2 separate regions of the Homo sapiens genome follow, and region 2 is linked to region 1. A link is a loop called in an ENCODE intact Hi-C map of the cell type or tissue named here. Cell type or tissue: IMR-90. All regions are shown on one strand. Each heading gives the region's core, and the rest is flanking DNA. Links, peaks and the distances in the headings are about the cores only.

Region 1 (7,816 bases), core at 2,204-4,703:
TGAGCAAAACCATCTCTCCCAGTCAACAAGAGACATGGATACACTGTCAGTACTGATATGCTGTGGCCCTCGGGTACCCTGGGACAGACTGGCCCTTGTCTCTTTCATAACTGATGGCTTCCCAAGCTTGACATGAGAAAGAAACCTTCTTTCAGTTATTGGAGAGAGTTGGGTCTCTTCTCTGGCAATGGTATTTGGCCCTTGAAGAGCACAACAGATAAATCCTACGTTTTCCTGTTTTCTTTAAACATAAAAAGCTTTTCAAACTTTCAGAAATAATGGAGAGGTCAAGCATATAATAAATAGGGAGTACAGCTCTTCGCTCAGAGCAATAAAAATGAAAAAAAGGGAAAAAACACTGTGAGCCAGTTCAGCCAACAATTTCCATGTTTAAAAAAAAAGTTCAAGTTGGAGCCATGTGGTCTCAATAAAGTAGTAAAATATATTTTCTTTACGCTACACTTCATATGCCCATAACCTTCCTTTTAAATCATCTCTAACCAGCCCCAAATCACTCTGACCGCAAATCATTTGGTGGCTTTGGTCTCCAGGCGATGGAATGTGCTGGAGTAGACGGGGAGTCGCTACCAAGTGCGCTCTGAGGGAGCCTCCACTCCCCTCGCTCAGGCACACAGACCCCAGCAAAGCTTTGAAAAGGTTCTGCGCTGAGATAGCACATGACATCATAGCCCAATCATTCAGGAAAAAAACTGCAAGGCTGCAGAATAGCACAACATGCCACAAACCACAGTGGGCAGATAAAGTCGAAGAACAGCTTTTCTTACGAAAACATTCACAAATACCACAGGCAGCTGGCAGAGGCACGTTTAATTACATTTACAGAAAAACCACTGTATCCATTAGCCCCACCATCTTTGGGGCTGACCAACAAATGGGAAGGTCACTGAAGCCCATCTTGGAAATTGAAAAGCCAGGAAAGCTCGAAGTTTATGTCATTACATTTTATAATATGTGTTACGATTAGAAATGACCCAACTGTAAAATCACTTGATAGGCTTTGAAAGGACGTCCAAGTGAACAAGACCTCAATCATAACCTATCTTTAAATGTACAGCTGAAGATTAAATGCAGCCCAAGGTGTGAGAAATCAATTATTCAATTCATGATTAATTTAAGAGACACCGAGCTTGTTCTGAGCATAAACAAAGCTCATGCAACTGCCATCTGCCATCACATCACAGGACCCAGTCTTGTCTCTTGCAAGTGCCATTGGAGCTTTTGTTTATTTATTATTATTATTTTTTTAAGAAACTGTTCAAAGAGCTAAGTATACAGACTTTGAAGGGATGGTAAATGTATTGGATGTCCCTTTAGGCACCTCAGAGAAACAAAGTTCAATATGCATTGGCAAAGTATGATTAAAGCTTGATGGAAAAAAATTGTCCAAATAAAAATGCTATTTTACAGAGTAAACATCATCTTACAATAATTGCTTAAGTGGGAGTTTTAAAGAAAACTCGGCAGAACCTTCCATGAGACAAGAGGGATGTGTCTAAAAAGTCTCTTGTAGTTTCTAATTTTAGCCCTAGAGAGCAATCATTGCTATTTCTAGTCTGTGATTTCATTTAAATGAAGGGAGATTTTCAATAGCAAAAAGAAAAGAAAAAAGACTCAGAAAAACCATACAACAAATAAACAACAAATGTAAACACTGTAGTGATCAAAGTAGGTCTCTTTCCTAAAGGAACAATGAAAAATTATATAGTAGCTATAGACACTCATGTCTACTAGTTATGATCTTTTCAGAAACATGTTATTTTATAGCCTCCTAAGGTATCTGGCAACAATCTTTTCCATCAGACACCCAAGGATAACTTTCCATTTCAGTTGGGGGTGGGTAAGCTCAAATGCATGCTCATAACATCTTCATGTAACCCCTATAACAACCGCGGGGGGAAATGTAAGAGTCTTAGGTTACTGAAAATAACCTGTTTGCCATTATACGGGCAATTATAAGCTGGAACTTGCTTTTTTAAAATTGCTGGGTTCAGCAGAGATTTCCCATGGATTTATCGGCAACAGAAATAAACAAGCATTCCATTGAGCTCCACTTGGAAGTGTGAGAAGGGCTGATAGAAAGTCTTTTTCATCATGTGGACAGGAATTCAACTTAACCTACTAGGATGTTAAATTACACTCCAATATCCTGATGATTTTCTTAATCATCAGAAAGCTGAAATCATGCTGGTCCCTTGGAGGACAGCCCCCTTCTCAGGGGGTCTTCCCCGCTGCCCCTCTCCTAACATTCCATCACCCCTTTCCTTGTCAGTAGCCTACCTGCCAGTGAAGTGAAAGGTGACTTCAGCATTCTGGGGGTGTTCAGGTGCCAGGGTCTCTATGCTTGTAATGCAAATAGATTAGGGGAACTCTCTCTGTAAAAGTCATGCTGGTTACTTCTGGATTAAATAATTTCAGGAACTCACCAAAATTGAATATTTATAAGCGTCAGCAATGCTTTCCATAAAAACTAATGGAGAATGTCAGTTTTTCAGTCTTTCCATGGTAGAGGAGTCATCAGGAATGCATTCTTCCCTATTGTATTCTGCCTGCCACTTGTTCCCTAAGAACCACCGCCAACTGAATGCTAACAACAGGGACCCCGTCCAAAGGGAGAGGAGAACCGGGAAAGTAGCATTGGATTTGGTTAGACAAAGAACTGCAATCAAGTGAAACCCAAGAAAACAAACAAACAAGCAAACAATTTTGAGGCAACTGAAAAGCAACAGGTGTGAAAACGCCCAGATTTCTCATGGGAAAAATCACCAAAACCTTGTGAGAAACAAAGTGTTTCCAGCTAGACCTCATTCAGCAACTGAGCAGCTCTTAGGCTGTCAGAAATTGATTGCTTTGTGAAAGTTTCCTTCTATTTCAACCGAGGATGGAGCCGATTACAAAGTAATTAGAGAAAATACAAACTCATTGGGCTCAAATCGCAGCAGGCAAGTTAAACACATGAAAGAGAAGCTTCTCTAAAAGTATCATTTTTTTTAATGGAAAAAAAAAAGGGTGAGGTGGGTAGGAGAGATTATTCAACCTCACGCCTTTCTCCCCTCCCCCACCCTAACTCCAACAACAGAAAAGTCCCGCGAAGCAGGACCCGCCCCCGCCAACCCCCAAAGAGGAGTCCGAAGAAGGGATTAGGAAAACCGTGGCGGAACACGGTATTCTGAGTCCACTACAACTAAACACCCCAAACAGTACTCTTCGCACGAGTACTTGCATGCCACTGCCTGGAAAGGCTGCAAAGCTTTATTTCCTCCATGTCTGCATAGATTTAATGCTGCCACTTACCAGTTGGGCGCAAAACGCCGTCTGCCCCCACTCCCAAACAAGCTCCTCTTGGGGGTCTTTCAGATCTCGCTTATTCCCAGCTTGCAACTTCTGGGCTCTGAATGCGATCTCGTTTGCAGAATGCAACGGAGAAAATTAACTGGCAGCCGCGCTGCCAAAAGGCCGGCCCCTTGCCTGCTGCGCTCGAGAGGTCCTGGGCCCCGCCGGCTCCCGGGAAGCCTCCTGGCGGCGCAGCGGCCACGACTCAGGCTCGGTGAGAGGCCGCCGGTCTCCAGCGCGCGAATGCGCCGCGTCTCGCCGAGGGGCGCGTGTGCGCGGAGTGTGTCGGAGTGCCGGGCTGCTGGGGAGGGGGAGAGGGTGTGTCCTGGGGAGGAATGCTGCTAAACTCCAGAAATAACTCCCTTCACTCCATGCTCTTATCGCACTTAGGACGGCTTTTGCGTTGCCCAGGGGCGGGGGGAATTGTAAGAAGGTAACAGGCAAGTTCCACCGGCGATTTCTAAAGCCACTCCCCATTCAGCTGTGGTTTGAGGCATTCCCTAAAGACCTCTGTTCATTTAGGAAACGTTGCAGCTCTCAAGGGGGGAAATCCAAGAAGCAGCTAGTAGTGAATTTGTATTACTGATAAAAGAAATCAACGTCCAGCTTGAGGTTCCTTCTGTACCCTTCCACACAAGGTATCTTTCAGTTGTACTCTCCATCTGCGTTACCTCTTGTGAGTTAAATTGCTCCTCTGATGCCGCCTTACTGCAAAGCCATAAATTAATTACCCCATTACAAGTAAGCCCCTAGGAAAGGGAATGCCAAGAATAAATCTGGTCTTTGTTCTTTTTTATGTTGAACAAGTCTGCCATTAATCAAGTCTTTCCACCAATGTCTAGGGAACAGACCCAAGGTTGCGACTCATTGAGGGATGAACATGTGTACGTCTGGTTGTCCTGCAGTCTTTCTCTGCGGTATTATGTCATAGTGACTCAGTTACCACACAGACGGATATCAGGAAGAAACAACAGGAGAAACAAAACCAACCGTTTAATAAAGACCTAGCTATTTGCCAACTCTAAAGCCCCTGGCAGACAGTGCTTAATTTTTACACATTTTTAAAGATTATTTCACTACTTCCATCTTCCAGTCCCAGAACTGCTTGTCATTGGCCAGTCTGAGAAACAGACCACAAACCGTTTGAAAATTTAAGGAAGAAACTCATGAGGGACCCATGAAGCTATTAATTTTAATGGAGCCTATGAAATATCAAAGATGTGACAGATTTTTGAATTAGAAACCATATCAAAAAATGCGTTCCGGAAATAGAATCATCTTGAGAGGTCAATAGTAGAGATAGTGCAAACAGTATTTTTTGAAGTGAAAATAAAATGTTAAAAGCGTTCAGTGTATATATCTTTAGTTCGTATTTATTATCCCGAGGAAGTGGTGAGTCATGAAATATTGAATTTTTTCTTCCTTATTAAATTTTCCGCTCTTTGGGAATCAATGTAAAGTTAATAAGGATGAGGTTGCTTTTCAGACTGAAAATATTCTGGGGTTGACAGGTTCAGTCCCTTCTTGTATGTCATTAGATCTTTTTATTTATTTTTTTCCTCTACACTTCAGTTGTAAAGTTTTATTAGGGTCATTGAATAACAAGAGCCGAATACTTCGTTTATCTGAAAGGCATCACAATGAAGCAGGGTGGCCCTGTTGGGTGAGTCTTGCTAAGACACATTTCAGATCCTTACCACCTTTCTCATCTCCAGCAAGGGTTCTTAGAAAGATCTTTCCTCTGTGAATTAGGAAGGACATTGTATTAATTAAAATGCCTGGGCGAAAGAGGAAGGAAAAATTTGGAGGGTTTCAGTATATGATCACCATGAGCGCAGAAATCTGAAGAAGCCCCTCCAACTACTTTCGCTAAACCTGTGAATGTTTAGAAGTCTGAAATTTAGTCTAAACACCCAACATATATAAATGTCTTAGACAGAGAGGACACTCCTTTTACTGGTCCTGCTTGCTTGTGGGGATGAAACTGAAGGGTAGATGAAATTTCTGCTGTTCTTCCACACAAGGAGGCTGCCTTTTGGGTGGCAGCTGTTAGTGGTGTCAAATGTTACTGAAAACTCTGCCATTAGTTTCTGTGATGTGCCTGCCCATTTGCTTGTGCTCCAAATGAGAACTATCCCAACGTTACGCGGTTTGTGGCGTTTTGGGGTCAGGAGAGGTAGTGGTGACAGTGATTTTTGAGGGTGATCTACCCCACCCAGGAAGGGATGGGAGGGTGGGGGAGCTTGTTGAAAATGCAGATTCCCCTGAGCCCTGCTCAGAACTACTGAATTACAATCTTTGGGAGCTGACATCAGCTTTTATTTTTCTTTTGTTAATTTAATGTTTTGAATAAGTAATACATTTACATAATTTATATAAAAGTACATGCACCACAGTCTCCTTTCTACCACTCTTCCCCATATGCCCAGTCCATACATCTCCCTCCAGGTAACCACTGATAATAGTTTTCTCTGTAGACTTCCAGGTTTCTTTTGGCCTAAATACATTCTTACACTTTTTCTTTATTTCTTAAAAATACTATAGGCAGGGCCGGGCACGGTGGCTCACGTCTGTAATCCCAGCACTTTGGGAGGCTGAGGTGGGCGGATCACCTGAGGTCAGGAGTTGGAGACCAGCCTGGCCAACATGGTGAAACCCCATCTCTACTAAAACAAAAATTAGTTGGGCATGGCAACGGGCACCTGTAATCCCAGCTACTTGGGAGGCTGAGGCAGGAGAATTGCTTGAACCCAAGAGGCAGAGATTGCAGTGAGCTGAGATCGCGTCATTATACTCCAGCCTGGGCGACAAGAGTGAAACTCCATCTCAAAAAAAAAAAAAAAATACTATAGGCAGAACAATAACTGGGCTTCGTCTTACATCTTCACTTAAATACATATACACTTTATAGTCCTTTCCACATTGTATGTTCATTAATTCATTTGTTTGGAAACAAACACCTGTTGAAGACCTACTTCATGCCACAGACTATTGTGTATGTTGGTAACACAGCAGGGGACAAGCTGACAAAACTTTCTGTCCCTTGGCATTTATATCTTGGGCAAGGGGCACATTAGGCAGAAAACAAACATACTAAACAAGTTAATTCTGTGTTGAGTTAGGACATAATAAGAGCAGTTGAACACACTGAGCAAGATAATGGGGGTTGGGGATGTCAGTGGGGAATTTTAATTTAAAACGGAGCGGCCAGGGGCAGCTTTCTTGAGACAGTGACGTGTGAGCAAAGACTTGATCATGGTAAGGGAGTCAGTGAGCTTTGGGATTATTTGGAGAGTATGGTGATCCAGGCAGAAGAAGCTAGTGCAAAGGCCTTAAGGAGGGACCATGCCTAGCACGTTTGAGGAACAGCAAAGGGGACAATGTGGCTGAAACAGAGAAAGTGAGATGTAGAATGTCATATGAAGTCAGAGAGACAGGACAGCCAGATGGTGTAGGACCCGCTAAACCAGTGTAAGTATTTCAGGACTTACCCTCAGAGCAACAGACAGCCATTGGAGGGTCTTGAGAAGAGGACGGACACGATGAGACTTACATGCATATCAGTGCAGAGTAACCATGCCTGTGTTTAATGTGGCATAGCATTCCCTTGGATAAATGCACCACGATTTATTCAATCAGAATCCCACTGATAGACATTTGACTTGTTTCCAATCTTTTGCTATTAAACAATGTTACAAACGTCCACACATGACATTTTACACTTGTGCAAGTTTATCTATAGTATTAATTCCCACAAGTGGGATTACTGGATTTTACATTTTGAATTTTGATAAATACAGCCAAGCTGCCTTTCAAAGGGCTGAACCAATTTACACTTCCACTAGCAATGTTAAATGGTGCTTGTTTCCCCACGGCCTTGCCAGCAAAATGTGCAATCAAACTTCTGGATGTTTGCCAGTCTGATAGGTGAAAAGTGATGTCTCAAGATAGTTTTGACTCGCATTTCTCTGATTTTGAGTGAGGCTGAGCAAGTTTTTTATATATTTAAGAGCCAATTCTATTTCCTTTGTTGTGGCCTTATTGTTTATATAGTGTTCCCATATTTTATTGGGTTCTTGGTCTTGTTCTTCAGTTCTTGAAACTCCACGTATGTTAAGGAGATTATCCCTTTGCGTTAGGAGTTTCAGATTGTTTTCTCATTTTGCCGTTTGTCTTTCGACTTGGCTCTTGATATCTCATGACATTAAAAAAGTTTCTAATTTTATTTAATTGAATTTATCAGTTTTTAAAAGAGTCATAGATAGGCCTGTCTTATCCTATATACTCTGATTTTATTTTTGATATTTAGGTATTTGGTCTATCTATCTATTTATCTATCTATCTATATGTTGGAGACAGAGTCTCACTCTGTCACCCAGGCTGGAGTGCAATTGTACAATCTTGGCTCACTGCAACCACTTCTTCCTAGGTCCAAGTGATTCTCCTGCATCAGCCTCCCGAGTAT
Region 2 (7,816 bases), core at 1,903-4,402, 450 kb after region 1:
TAATATATTTGAAATAAAATATCATAATAGTTCTAAAAAGGAAGCATAATTCCTCTGGACTGCACTATGAAAGAGCCATGGACCATTAGCCTTTCTAAACTTATTTACTTTTCTCATCTAAAGGTTTAACATGCCCTAAGTACTGCTCCCAATGAAAGTTGTTGAAGAATAATGCTCTGGTTACAGTCAGTAGTATGTGGTTTACATAAAGTCGGTTGAACCTGAATGTGTATTTATAAGAACTTGCCTTAGAATTAAATATTCTCCTCAACTTTAGGAAGATGTACCCTAATGTTATTATTATTATTGTTATAAATGAATGTAGAATGTGGAGAACAAATTAATATGTCTCAAAAGATTTAAAAATATTTATAATTATTAATGTAGTAATTCTACCTCAAGAAATATATATTAAGAAAGTTATTATCAATCATTGATAAGCACAAAGTTTTGTGCTAAAAATATATACACCATAATATTATGTATAATAGTGAAAAACTGAGAAGCAATGTATAATAATGTGAGGTAGTTTGTGTACTTTATAGCTTATACAGCAGAATACCATGATTCAATAAAAATACTCTTTTACATAGCAAAACATATTATTATTTATATAGCTTTAGAAAATGACTGAAAGTACCTGTCTTAGTGTGTTCAGGCAGCTGTGACAAAAGTACCATAAACTGGGTGACTTATAAACAATAGGAATTTATTTCTAACAGCTCTAGAGGCTGGCAAGGCCAAGATCAAGCAGATGTGGTGCCTGCTGAGTGCCTGTCTCTCGTAGACAGCCTTCTTCTCATTCTAAGCTCACATGGCAGAAGGGACAAAGGTGTTCTCTTTGGCCTATTTTATAAGGACATTAATCCCATTCATGGGCTCCACGTTCATGACCTAATCACCTCACAAAGACCCCACCTCCTAGTATCATCACTTCTTTGGGGTTAGAATTTCAGCAGATACATTTTCAGGAGACACAAACATGCACACCATAGCAGAATAAAAGTTTATTAATGATTTTCTGTAGAAAATTAGGGAGGTTTTAATTTTCTTGTAATGGTCTTCTATAATTTCTATATTTTCCAAAATCAATGATAGTAGTAAATAAATATTATAAAATGTTTCTTTGTTAAGTATCAACTTTCATATTAAGGTGCTTTGGCACAAAGTCATGTAATGATAATTCAGTACTTTAAATGTACATAGCAAAGTTACATTAATTACATTTTCATATTAGCAGACTTTGAGTCGGTTGTGATTAATTATAATAAGTGCCTAAGAACTAATGTATTCATTTAGAAAATGAATTATGCCATGCATTTCTCATCACTAAAAGAGTTTAGAGTTTTGAAAGTGGCTGTAGGAGAGTTTTATCAAAGATGAAGGAATAAGATTTCTCTTAACTGCTCCATCAACTCTTCCTCTTAGAAACCATTTCAGCTCTCCAGAGGCCTACAAAGTCTTCTGTATTATGTGATCTCTTGGGCTTTAGATTGCTTCTAGATTACTCTTTCAATAAACTAAAACACTGCTTCTTGGAATTACAAATTTCAGATGAAAACAACGTGAACAAGGTAATAGCTTTTAGTTCTGCACAAAATATAAGTTCAGTTCTATTCTTATGTCCCTGTGCTTGGCTTGGTTTAATGCTCTGCTCTCCCCATCCTGAAATTCTTGAAACTTTTTTGAACACAGTGCCAAGCATTTTTATTTTCCACTAGGCTCTCAGTTAGTAAATGGTCCTATATATTCTGAGGATTCTTTGTTAGGTTGTATCAAAATGCATGAAGTTTAAAAGTATCAGAATGAAAACACTGGCTTGTTCAGTACTGAATCATTGCTCCTTTGCCCTTCAAGGGCTAAAGGGATAAGGATATGTAGAGTTGTATATAGCTAGGAACATTAAGTCCCTCCGAATTAGCAGTTTATGATATTTGACTGACTGCCCTGCCTTCTATGACAATATGAGAGGACAGCTCAACTGATTTAAGAAACCTCTTCAAAAGTAATGCAGCCTTTTGCAATATATATTTTTCCTGAGCCTGATCATACTTCAGAATTTAGCTCTTTAAGCACAATTATAGAGAATGAATATTTTGCATGACTGCATCAATGCTTCTGGGTAAAACACATCAAAGAGGAATAAGTTCTGTCGCTGAGGTAAAGGGTTCTCTTTTTTTTTTCTTTTTCTTTTTTTGAGATGGAGTCTCACTCTGTTGCCCAGGCTGGAGTGCAGTGGCGCAATCTCAGCTCACTGCAAGCTCCGCCTCCCGGGTTCAAGCGATTCTCCTGCCTCAGCCTCCCGGGTAGCTGGGACTACAGGCGTGTGCCACCACACCTGGCTAATTTTTTGTATTTTTAGTAGAGACGGGGTTTCACCGTGTTAGCCAGGTTGGTCTGGATCTCCTGACCTCGTGATCTGCCTGCCTCAGCCTCCCAAAGTGCTGGGATTACAGGCATTAGCCACCACGCCCAGCTGAGGTAAAGGGTTTTCTAAGTTAGCACCTGCCGATGTTCTAAAGACTGTGTAGAGGAAAAAAACTAGGTTATCCCTGTCTGAATAGTTAACTTTTTAGAGTCTGCCATGAAGTTATTTGAATGAGAACTTTTATCTCAGTTTCAAAAAGGAGAAAATGTGGGTCCAAATAAATCATGTGTCGGAAACTTACTCTGATATCATGAAATAGGGATTTTCCATATCGCTCTTTGTATCGTTTCCTTATGGTCAGCAGGTCTATTTCACTTCTGGCAATGAGAATCCTGATTACAGTTTTATTATGGAAACCAAAGTCCTAAAAGATACAGAAAAGTGGGAGAAATGAGAAGACAGCATCCTAAAAGTCAGTCTGTCCCAAGTGGACACACCCCTTTTCTGTAGTCATTTTCTCTTCTTCCTGAGTTCTTCCAACACTGGCATCACTGGCCACACAGGCTGTGGTTCAGATCCTGAGTCATTTCTGTCACTTCTCCCTCTCCCTTACCGCATGCTGACAGTGAATTATTCTCTTCTATTTTCTGAATGCCTTGTGCTCTCTATTCCAGTGCCACGACCTTGACTCTGACCCTTATCATTTCACCCTGATTCTGCAATAGTTGCTCCCCCTTTCTAGCCTTGTTAACCTTCACACCGTCCCACTCACACTGCATTATAAACTGCAAATCTGATCCTGTGGTCCTTCCTGGTAAGAATTCTTCCTTGGAGGGGAAGACATTCTCAGCTCTGTCAGATGGACATTGATTTGTCTAAGACAGCAGTAACATTTTAATTTTATTTTCTTGTCATCATTGATAAATTATAAAAAATTAGAATTCTAGGTGATTCAAATATTTGCCGGTTTAAATTCAAATGCAGAAAAATACAAAATCAATGTCTGTATGCTAGCCCCAGAAATACTGCACCCTAACAAATCAGTTTCAAATTGTCTTTCCAAACAGAGTAATCGTGACATCTAGTGGCCAGAAAACAGAATCTGATTTTTGAAGACAATGTTTTGAATGTATATTACTAATAAACTTTTCATAATTTGAGGTGGTTAAAATGAATGATCTAACAAGTATTCAAACTTAAAATGTAGATCGTTCACTTTAGAGTTCACTGGAGGAGAACACAGAATATATCTTTGGTTCAGGGGTGATTAAAGCAGCTTTTTGACAAACATTTGACATTTGAGGTCTTCAGGTATCAAAAATTACATTACTTGAATATACAATCCTTCTCCGTACCTACAAACCATTTGTGAATACGCATATCTTCCTATTGCCTTATAACACATACACAGCAAAAATACAGTTTTCATGTACTATTAGAATAAGTAGCCTTGAATTTGTGCATAATTGGAATCAAGGTAATTGTAGTTATTTTCCCATAATCATTCACAAGTGAAGCTTCATACTGTTGTTGTAGTGGTTGGTTCTTTGAGAAGGAAACAATTGAAATCATCCTATAGCATTTCCAAATACACTATTTCAAATAAATGTTTAACCAAATCAACTGTTTCTCCTAGAAAATAGAATAGGAGAGAAGCAAGACTGTGAGCATTGATCTTCCTTTTGTGTTCTGGGGTTATCCAGGTTCTTCCTTTGCATAAATGAGAAAATACACTGCAGAAGATATATAATAACATACTCCTGACTATTAACATATTTTCCCAGCATGCTGGCTACTTTTAAGAAGTATATCTGTTAAATTTACCTTGAGGATAAAACTGATGATTAAAATTACTGTATTATTGGATTATTTTTAATCGTTTTCTTTGAGTTTTCAAGGCTACGACATGTATATAATTATCTCTATGAGACTTTCTTTTTCTTTTCTTTTTTCTTTTTTTTTTTTTTTTTTTTCCGAGACGGTGTCTCGCTCTGTCGCCAGGCCGGAGTGCAGTGGCGCGATCTCGGCTCACGCAAGCTCCGCCTCCAGGGTTCAGGCCATTCTCCTGCCTCAGCCTCCCGAGTAGCTGGAACTACAGATGCCTGCAACCACGCCCGGCTAATTTTTTGTATTTTTAGTAGAGACGGGGTTTTACCGTGTTAGCCAGGACAGTCTAGATCTCCTGACCTCGTGATCCACCCGCCTCGGCCTCCCAAAGTGCTGGGATTACAGGCATGAGCCACTGCGCGCGGCCGAGACTTTCTTTTTTTGTTTCATGTAGATATGGATAAGGAGTGCATTATGTGATGATGCACTTAAGTGTTTGTTTTTTAAAAAAATGAACGCTCCAGGCCGGGCGCGGTGGCTCACGCCTGTAATCCCGGCACTTTGGGAGGCCGAGGCGGGCGGATCACGAAGTCAGGAAATCGAGACCATCCTGGGTAACACAGTGAAACCCCGTCTCTACTAAAAACACAAAACAAAATTAGCCGGGTGTGGTGGCGGGTACCTGTAGTCCCAGCTACTTGGGAGGCTGAGGCAGGAGAATGGCGTGAACCCGGGAGGCAGAGCTTGCAGTGAGCCGAGATCGCGCCACTGCACTCCAGCCTGGGCAGCAGAGCAAGACTCCATCTCAAAAAAAAAAAAAAAAAAAAAAAAAAAAAATTAATGCTCCAAAGTATGTGCGACTGAATAACACACTGAAGTATGAAAAACATTCCCATTTAATTACAAAAATAGATTTAGAGTTTATGGTTTTCTAGTTATCACTTTAAATACTTTTTGAAAATAGCACAATGTTCAAAAATATCCATTGACATAATTTCGTGTATTGAAACTTCACGAACGTGGCAATTGCTTGCTGAGAGTTTGTAATATTTTGACATTTTCTGCTTAATGCCATATGTTTTGTACTTGCATAAGTCTGATGTGGGGGTCTTTGGAAACATACAAAAACATTTGAATTTACCAGTTTCTGCAGATATTAAATAATCTCTAAAGTGCACAGGGAGATACACCCCAAATATGGTTCCCTAAATTTGATACAGAAAGCAGAACATTATTTTTATCTGATATGTCTTATTTTTGGTGTCTAAACCAGTTTTTCTCACTTGGGTGTATTTTCTTTGTACATACAAGTTCAAAAATGGTAATGAACATTTAAATGATGGAAGTAAAATTAATCCTTTGAGAAAACAGACACAATTTCTGGAGAAATTTTAAAAATATATGTCTTACTTACATGAATTGCACTATATAATCTATAAGCAAAATAGGCTGGTTTGTCTCGAACACAGAGAACTAGGAGAAATCAGAGAGAGAAGAAGAAACATTGAGAGTGAAAACATATATTTTCGTCAGAATTTGAGAAACAATAACACTTTTCCTGTTACAATTCTTACATTGTATTGTAAGGTCAACACTTAGAATAATGGTAACACTATAAGCCACAGGAAAAAAATATAAAGCAACAACATTATAATGAGTCATGCAGATTTTCACTTGGTCTATTTCTATCTGTTGGAACTCTTGTTAGTTCCTTCATGTAGCCTAATGAAGAAAACTTTATCATCTTCTTTTTTTTTTTTTTTTTGAGACGGAGTCTCGTTCTGTCGCCCAGGCTGGAGTCCAGTGGCGTAATCTCGGCTCACTGCAAGCTCCGCCTCCCGGGTTCACGCCATTCTCCTGCCTCAGCCTCCCGAGTAGCTGGGACTACAGGCGCCCGCCACCACGCCCGGCTAACTTTTTGTATTTTTAGTAGAGACGGGGTTTCACTGTGTTAGCCAGGATGGTCTCGATCTCCTGACCTCATGATCCGCCCGCCTCTGCCTCCCAAAGTGAAAACTTTATCATCTTTATCTGAATATTAAATTAATAGAGCTTCAAAGAGACCTAGGTTATTAACACTATTATAGATTATTATTATTATTGTAGGATTGAATTTGATATAGCTCCCATGTAATCTGTTCATCTATTTGAATGCTATTTTTAGTAACTTATAGATTTGTGAGTAGACCTGAAATCTCTTAAGGGGAAACTATGGACCACAACTGGTCTAGACTAGTTCTAGAAGTTATCTAATAAAAACTGCTAAGGTGGTAGGACAGCCTAGAGCCTGGTCAACAGTTACCTTGCTGGAAGTCAGTTGATGATCATAAACATTCAGTAGTGTTTATTTGAAGAGGTTAACAAATTAATACATGAATAGGTAATGTATGAGAGGCTATAATTTCTAGCCAGAATGAAATAATCATAACAGTATTTCCCTGGTAGTTTAAGTAATTATTTTAGATTGTGAGATTATACCCTCATCTTTTCTTTCATTTTTAATACACGAAATCTTCATAATCACTCTTGAGTCACTACTCCTTAAAAGCTCCTTGAAGGCAGTGAACTTTTGCTGTTTTTGTTGTTTCATTGTTCTATCTGCAGTGCCTAAGTCAGTGTCTAGAACAGTAGGTGCTGAATAAATGTCTGCTGAGTGAATAAATCAGTTGAAATGTTTTCTGCCATTTCTAATGTCCACCACTTCCTCTCTTATGCCCACTGCTTTGTGGCAGGGGTCTATAGTGGAAAGAAAGCTATCTTGAGATTCGGATATTATGAATTTTAGTCATAACTTTGCTGCTAATCAGCTGATAGGCTTGGAGGCAGTTACTTAGTTTCCTTAGGCATTGTTTATAAAATGAAGGATTTTGATGTAATATATGGTTATTAAATTTTGTAGAGAATTTTCTGGAATAAATGTAACATTTTCAGAAAAAATACACAGTTATTAATAGTCATCTATTGCATACTATTTTAGGGGTTTCATCAAACTGTTTTCATGGAAGCCTAGCTTGAGACTTCTTTACTAGATAAGCTACAAAAATTCCTTTATCTGTCAGCTCTCACGCCCGTGTATGCCTCTGCCATTCAAGGATGGAAAATCACAATATTCATTTATTCAACTAGTATCTAAGTGATTACTTGACTACGCCTTCGATGGAGATATTTCATAATGATCCCCTTTGGTCGTCCCTGAAATGTGTGCTGTCAATTCACCAGCACAGTACAAGACAAAGGTAGTTCTATTGCACAGGTAGTTCTATTGCAGTTTTTCTGGATAACTCGCCCCGTTTTGTCCTCTATGGAGGGATATCATTTCTTACTTAGGAAGGAGCAAGAGGTGTGCCACTATCACAATAGCCTGAGGAAAATCACTACTTGGTAAATCTCTTTTATGGTAGGATTTACTCCTAAACCAAAATTTATTAGTAATGGTCACTAAAATATCCTTTTCCTCCTAAAGAGAAGAAAACCATACTGTTAAGTATTTATCGGCTCTTGGACAAGGGAATGGAAGTCAGTAAAGATAAAATGGATTGAACAGTGTGAGAAGCCAATTCAAAGAGAAAATATCTGAGAATGATGTGTTTTCTGGTATGAAAGTTGAACTAGCTGTTAGGG

Evidence for each region. Hi-C counts contacts between places; a loop is a spot of excess contacts. Peaks named below come from ENCODE experiments on the same cell type or tissue, not always from the same donor. Only the 100,000 strongest peaks of a DNase experiment are listed, where the experiment ranks them.
Region 2: a loop joins it to region 1, with 5 times the contacts of the local background. A loop is called at or near these places in 5 of 110 quality-filtered maps.

Annotation. Positions count from the first base shown.
Region 1 is chr4:168,627,397-168,635,212 of GRCh38, reverse strand. All of the region lies in intron 2 of PALLD (palladin, cytoskeletal associated protein), which reads right to left. Among named protein-coding and RNA genes, the nearest start is that of PALLD-AS1, 17 kb to the left of the region's middle. In IMR-90, for the core only: a CTCF peak has its summit at 3,526; a DNase peak (open chromatin) is centred at 4,252; H3K4me3 peaks cover 1,616 bases; H3K27ac peaks cover 741 bases.
Region 2 is chr4:168,179,535-168,187,350 of GRCh38, reverse strand. ANXA10 (annexin A10) reads right to left here. Exons shown (of 12, transcript NM_007193.5): 10 at 5,610-5,668; 11 at 2,670-2,792. All of the region lies in intron 2 of LOC105377524 (a long non-coding RNA gene), which reads left to right. Among named protein-coding and RNA genes, the nearest start is that of ANXA10, 91 kb to the right of the region's middle. In IMR-90, for the core only: a CTCF peak has its summit at 3,451 (motif pointing left); a DNase peak (open chromatin) is centred at 3,430.